Regions from separate parts of the Homo sapiens genome. Here region 1 is linked to region 2. A link is a contact called in ENCODE Hi-C or POLR2A ChIA-PET data. All regions are on one chromosome and are shown on one strand. The core of a region is the stretch at or near the end of the contact, and the rest is flanking DNA. Distances in the headings are between cores, read along the strand shown. Region 1 holds the start of CD8A (CD8 subunit alpha). Region 2 overlaps REEP1 (receptor accessory protein 1).

Region 1 (3,374 bases), core at 869-3,368, 570 kb before region 2:
CAGTGGTTTTCTGTGGGGAGCAGGTGACAGTGAGGAGAGTTGAGACAGGGAACTTTGTGTTTGTTTTCGTACAAGAATATATTGCACTGTTGTCACTTAAAAGACATTTTTAAAAATTTCTGAATATAAAATGTTACATGTTCCATGCTAGAATAAGCATCTTGGATGCTTTGAGGGAGCTGGAAGGAGGTACTGAAATCAAAATAATTAAAAAAAAAAAAAAAAGCCCATCCAGGCCCTGATATGGTGGCTCACACCTGTAATCTCAACACTTTGGAGGCCAAGGCGGGGCAAAGCGCCTGACCTCGGGCATTGGAGACCAGCCTGGGCAACATGGTGAAACCCCATCTCTACCAAAAATACAAAAAATTAGCTGGGCATGGTGGTGTGCTCCTGTGGTCCCAGCTACTTGGGAGGCTGAGGTGGAAGGATCACTTGAGCCTGGGAGGTAGAGGCTGCAGTGAGCCGAGGTGGTGCCACACTGCACTCCAGCCTGGGCAACACAGCCAGACCCCATCTCAAAAAAAAAAATAGCAACAACGACAAAGAACCCATCCAACACTTAAGTTTGTACTTCACAAGGACAAGGAGAATGCAGTTCAACAAGCACAGCTCAGCCCATGCTGTGTTTCTGGGGATGGAGGACACATCATGAAGTCTCGGCATGGTCCTCGCCCAGCAGAACTAATGGGTGGGGCAGACACATGGAACACAGAATGCCAGGTGTCTTGTCTCTAGGATCAAGCAGTAGCAATGTGAGGTGCAGCCACTATGGGATTCAAAGTGGAAAGACTCAGAAACCCTGAAGAAATGGGAAGAGGGCATGCCACTGGAGCTGGAAGGTTTCAGGACAGCAACAGTCAAAAAGGAAAGATGAGCCTGTAGTCCCAGCTACTCAGGGGGCTGGGGTGGGAGGATCACTGGAGCTCAGGAGTCCCAAGGCCAGCCTGAGCAAAACAGCGAGACTCCAGTCTTTTTTATTTTATTTTATTTTTTAAAGAAACAAAAAGGAAGGGGACACACATGTGTTAGGGACAGAAAAGAGAAAACCGCCTCTACCCAAGCATTCACCCACATCACCCACACCTCCCTGCAGAGCACCCAGAGCTGGGGGTGAAAGAAATGAGGTCCAAATGAGACAGCACAGGAGCTGCCTCCAGGGCTTAAACAGACCAGCATTCCAGGCCGAGGGACCGCAAGTGCAAGGGCGTGAAAGCACAGAGCGCAGGGGTTGAATGACTTCAAGCCTGTGAAGCTGCAGCTGCAGGTGTATGGGAAAGGCAGGGCAGGGGGCTGTGCGGAGGCTGGGAGGAGCCAGCACCCAAGGGCTGGTCAACCAAGCTGGGGGTTGAATTTCCATCCAGCAATGCAGGCCATGGGAGGCTGCAGCAGTGACGCTGTCAGATCCCCTTTGTGAGAATAATAATTTTTATAACAACGTGGCTGGAGGACTGATCAGGAGAGAGACTGGTGTGAATTGAAGGCTGTTGCAATGGCTCCAAGAAGAGATGAGGCTGTGTGGTGAGTTTAGCCGCTGGATGAAAGGCCGGAAGAATGAGGTCAGCAGCGCACTGACACCGACACCCAAAGCTTCGGCTGCTGCCGCTCTCATGGAAATCTCCTGGGGGAAGGGAGAGGGTCCTTCCTCGGTGAAAACTGGGGCTGCTCTAGCGAGTTCCTCAGAAGCGGGCAGGTCGCTAGTTCCTCTTCCTTTTCAGCCCTCAGTGCCCATTTTGCCAATAAAAAGTCCCAAGGTGACAGTACAAGAGACGCCTTTAGTGAAGGCAAAGGAAGGGACACTCCCCTCCTTTGCTGCCTACTCTCGCCCTCACTTCTTGAAATCTTTGGTCTCCCTTCACCCACTCTGTCACTCTCACAAGACAACCATTTCCAAGGACTATTTCCAAGCCCTTTTCCTCATCCCCAAACCCGCAGTTTTCAGCTGCCCCCAGTTGCCTGGCCAGGCTGCCTCGACGGCCCTATTCACGGGCCCCAGCCTCCTCGCCGGGCTGGAAGGCGACAACCGCGAAAAGGAGGGTGACTCTCCTCGGCGGGGGCTTCGGGTGACATCACATCCTCCAAATGCGAAATCAGGCTCCGGGCCGGCCGAAGGGCGCAACTTTCCCCCCTCGGCGCCCCACCGGCTCCCGCGCGCCTCCCCTCGCGCCCGAGCTTCGAGCCAAGCAGCGTCCTGGGGAGCGCGTCATGGCCTTACCAGTGACCGCCTTGCTCCTGCCGCTGGCCTTGCTGCTCCGTGAGTTTGAGACGCCCGGGAAGGCAGGGGATGGGGCGGGCGGGGGGCGGGGGGCGCGGGACTGCGGGCTCAGCCTCGCTGCTTGCCGCCTGCAGACGCCGCCAGGCCGAGCCAGTTCCGGGTGTCGCCGCTGGATCGGACCTGGAACCTGGGCGAGACAGTGGAGCTGAAGTGCCAGGTGCTGCTGTCCAACCCGACGTCGGGCTGCTCGTGGCTCTTCCAGCCGCGCGGCGCCGCCGCCAGTCCCACCTTCCTCCTATACCTCTCCCAAAACAAGCCCAAGGCGGCCGAGGGGCTGGACACCCAGCGGTTCTCGGGCAAGAGGTTGGGGGACACCTTCGTCCTCACCCTGAGCGACTTCCGCCGAGAGAACGAGGGCTACTATTTCTGCTCGGCCCTGAGCAACTCCATCATGTACTTCAGCCACTTCGTGCCGGTCTTCCTGCCAGGTCCGCGCGCCGGGTTGCGGCACCTCTCCGCGTGGGGCTTGGGGTTCACCTCAACCTGTTTTCCACACCTGGGCCCTGCTTTCAAGCCTCTTAGCGCACCTGGAAGCGACTTAGATACTGTTCCCATTTCACAGACACAGCAAACTGAGGCTAACGCGAGGCTGAGTAGGGACTGGGGATGGCTTTTTACGTCCGGCCGATCTGGACTCGAGTTCGGATTCTTGTGTGATTCTGGGCAAATGACTTAAATTATCTGCGCCTCCGTTTGCTCGTGGGTAAAATGCGGACAGCAATCAACCCGCGCTCCAGGGTTGCTGGTTCAGCCCGGGAGAGAGGCCAGGTGCAGGGGAGCTGGCTCCTGCGCTCCGGCTCTGGGCGCCGGGTGCGCTGGGCTGAGCCGAGGCCCGAGCACAGGGGTCCGCGCGCATCCCGGGGTCCCCATCCTGTCTCCTCTGCTATCCCTTCTCCCAGGAAAACCGGGGGGAGGCGTCCCCGTGGGGAAAGGTGCGCGAGGCCGGGGCTGGGGCGCCTCCATAACCCCAGCCTGGCCCCCAACCACGCTCTGTTGCTCTTGCAGCGAAGCCCACCACGACGCCAGCGCCGCGACCACCAACACCGGCGCCCACCATCGCGTCGCAGCCCCTGTCCCTGCGCCCAGAGGCGTGCCGGCC
Region 2 (2,966 bases), core at 84-2,583:
GGCTGCTTAAGAGTCCTTACAACGTGGCAGGTGGCCTGGCCTAGAGTGAGCCATTCAAGAGATAGAGGGCAGGCAGGAAGCCAGGGTACCTTTTCTGTCCTAGGTTTTGAAGTCACACTCATCACTTCTGCCTTATTCTATTTGTTGGAAGCAAGTCATTAAGCACAGCCCACATTCAAGGGGAGGAGAATTAATCTCCACCTCTTGAAGGGAGGAGTATCAAAGAATGTGTGGAGATATCTTAAAACCACCACAGGGTCACTGGGCGGGGTGGCTCATGCCTGTAATCCCAGAACTTTGGGAGGCAGAAGTGGGAGGATTTCTTGAGCCCAGGAGTTCGAGACCAACCTGGGCAATATAGCAAGAATTAATCTCTACAATTAAAAAAAAAAAAAAGCCAGGTGTGCTGGTGTGCACCTGTAGTCCCAACTACTTGAGAGGCTGAGGCAGGAGAATTGCTTGAGCCTGGGAAATCAAGGTTGCAGTGAGCCATGATCGTGCCATTGCACTCAAGCTGGGTGACAGAGCAAGACCCTGTCTCAAAAAAAAAAAAAAAAAAAGAAAAGAAAAAGCCACAACAGGGTCATACTTCCTTGTGCTCCAGGTAAGGACACAGGAACTTCAGAGGACTAAGGTCCTCTGAAATGATGAAGTCCTGAAGTTCCAGGGGTTTCTGGTCCTGGGGCAGCCAAGGGAGCCCTGTTCCTGCTTTGCCACTTACTTGCTGTGCAACTTTGCGTGAATCACCTAACCGCTGTGAGCTTCAGTTCCTCCTCTTAAAACGGAGATGAGATCCCTGCTTCCCGGCCTCACTGTGCTGTTGTGAAAGTGGCTGTGAAAGGGCCATAATAATCCTGGGAAGGATGATGAGGATGATGATGATGATGATGGTGGTGGTGGTGGTGGTGATGATGGTGGTGGTGGTGGTGGTGGTGGTGGTGGTGGTGGTGGTGATAGCCTGGAGCATCCAGGAGACCCCAGGGAGAGTGGAGGTCTCCCGGTTCTGGACAGAGACTCCTGTTGCTGCCCTCCCAGCGTGTGAGTGATGGCTTGTTGGAGCCACAGCCACCTGGTGGTTGCCATGACCTGCTTCTCCAGTTGCCTAACCTTAAGTAGACACATTAGGGACTAGTGAGGGTCCTGGACTAATCCAGTGCCCCTTTCACACTGCCTGGCTCCCCATAGAGAAGCTGCCTTAGGCTTGGAAGGCAAGAGGGGCCGTGCCTGGCCTGCAGCCTGCTGGCTGGTGTCAGGGGAGGAAGGAAGGCACGCAAGGTGCCTAATATAGCTTTTGCTCCAGCCCTGGTGCCGCGGAGGCATGACATGCCCCTCCCACATCGGCAGTGAGCAAGACAGGAAACTGCATTATGTGACGTGTCCTGTTTTCCCTGCATTGCTTTATTTTTAAGGCTCTCAGTGCTCAGCTTTTTAAGTCCTTTATAGAAGAGCTGGGGATTAGGACAGGCGCAGTGGCTCACACCTGTAATCCCAGCACTTTGGGAGACCGAGGCAGGCAGATCACTTGAGGTCGGGAGTTCGAGACCAGCCTGACGAACATGGAGAAACCCCATCTCTACTAAAAATATAAAATTAGCCGGGTGAGGTGGCACATGCCTGTAATCCCAGCTACTCGAGAGGCTGAGGCAGGACAATCGCTTGAATCCGGGAGGCAGAGGTTGCGGTGAGCCGATATCATGCCATTGCACTCCAGCCTGGGCAACAAGAGTGAAACTCCATCTAAAAAAACAAAAAAGCTGGGGATTCTGGAGGCCATAAGGCCAAACTGAACTGACAGAGGAGTCTGAGCAGGGCTGCAGATGGAGAGAAGCGTCCCAGCCCAGCTCTGACTAACCCTGTGTCCCTGTGGGGCCTCCTGGTCCAAGTTGGAAATGAAGGGGCTGCGTTCAGCTGTTTCCAGCACCGGGCACTAGACGCTGGCCTGGTGGACACACTAGTTCATGGGAAATGACCCTGTGGTGCCAGTGGCTCCAGGCAATTGCAGGGATTTCTGTCTATTCACACTGTAGTTTTGAGTCTGCAAATTCTGTGAGCCATTCCAAAAGCCTCTAATTCTGGGAGATTGGCACTTGGGGGTCGGGGAGAGTGGCTGCCCTGTCCTCCATTCTTCCCCTGACACTGCTCTGTGCTGCTCTCAGAAGCCCTTCCCTGCCATGACATCTGGTGGTTTCATGATCAGACACAGTGTTTCCAGTGCATTTCAATAGAGCTGTGGTTGATTGTAGGAACTGAATAGTTCTGGAAGGCTGCATGTGCATAAGAGTGTGTCCAGGATTCAGTGTCCAAGTTCTGGTTCCTTATCCCCGAGCAGGTTGGTTGCTGCTGGGATGGGGGTTGCTGGACAGCGGGAAGCAGGTGAGGCCTGGTGGTGGCCTCAAGACCTGGAAGCCGTTGTCCTAGCCCTTCCTTTCTTGGACCTCCGCCTCTCCAAGGGCCTCTTAATACCTGTGCCCTGGCTCTCAGGTCTGCATGCAAGGAACCCTTTGATGATTGGCCTACACCATTCCCTCTGAGGCCTTGGGAAAGCCCCTGCACTCTGCAGGCCTCAGTCTCCCCCTCCATGAGGTGTCCCTTGGTCCTCCCAGCTCTGACAGTCTCTACTGGATTGTGCAGTGGTGGCAGATGGTGTTGGGGGAGGTCTGTCTTGCACCTGGGGCTATAGGCTGACTCTTAAGCAGTAAGAGGATTTCACAGTTGTCGGGGACACTTTCCTCCTGGTCCCCTGAAATGTTGTCACAAGGGGTGCTCACTCAGGCCAAAGCCTGGGAAGATTCAAATTACCTCTGGGGCCATGCAGAGCCCCAGGATCCCTCAGCAGACAGGAACATTTTCTAGGAGTTGTAAATTCAGGTCTTAATTCATGATGGGGGTAGGGAAAGGAGGCATTTCGGAGGCTGCTAAGTGCCTTTTAGGGCAGTGACAGAGCTTAGAGGCCCCAGGGGCAGCAG

Evidence for each region. Hi-C counts contacts between places; a loop is a spot of excess contacts on that map. ChIA-PET counts read pairs that join two places held with the same protein, here RNA polymerase II (POLR2A). Pooled maps may share reads with other maps.
Region 1: a map with no recorded cell type shows a loop between it and region 2 (4-fold over the local background). The contact joins the promoter of CD8A here to the enhancer-like site in region 2. A Hi-C loop is called at or near these places in 2 of 37 single-sample maps with no recorded cell type and 2 of 50 pooled maps. POLR2A ChIA-PET finds 5 or more read pairs at or near these places in 1 of 52 experiments (WTC11).

Annotation. Positions count from the first base shown.
Region 1 is chr2:86,789,657-86,793,030 of GRCh38, reverse strand. It overlaps CD8A (CD8 subunit alpha), which reads left to right and starts at 2,118. Exons shown (of 6, transcript NM_001768.7): 1 at 2,118-2,254; 2 at 2,350-2,703; 3 at 3,281-3,374. The coding sequence starts at 2,206. RefSeq lists an enhancer at 2,583-3,374.
Region 2 is chr2:86,224,063-86,227,028 of GRCh38, reverse strand. All of the region lies in intron 7 of REEP1 (receptor accessory protein 1), which reads left to right. Among named protein-coding and RNA genes, the nearest start is that of MRPL35, 26 kb to the right of the region's middle. Within about 2 kb of position 1,333, at least 17 of the 41 ENCODE cell types and tissues checked have a DNase peak (open chromatin) inside an H3K27ac peak, as active enhancers do.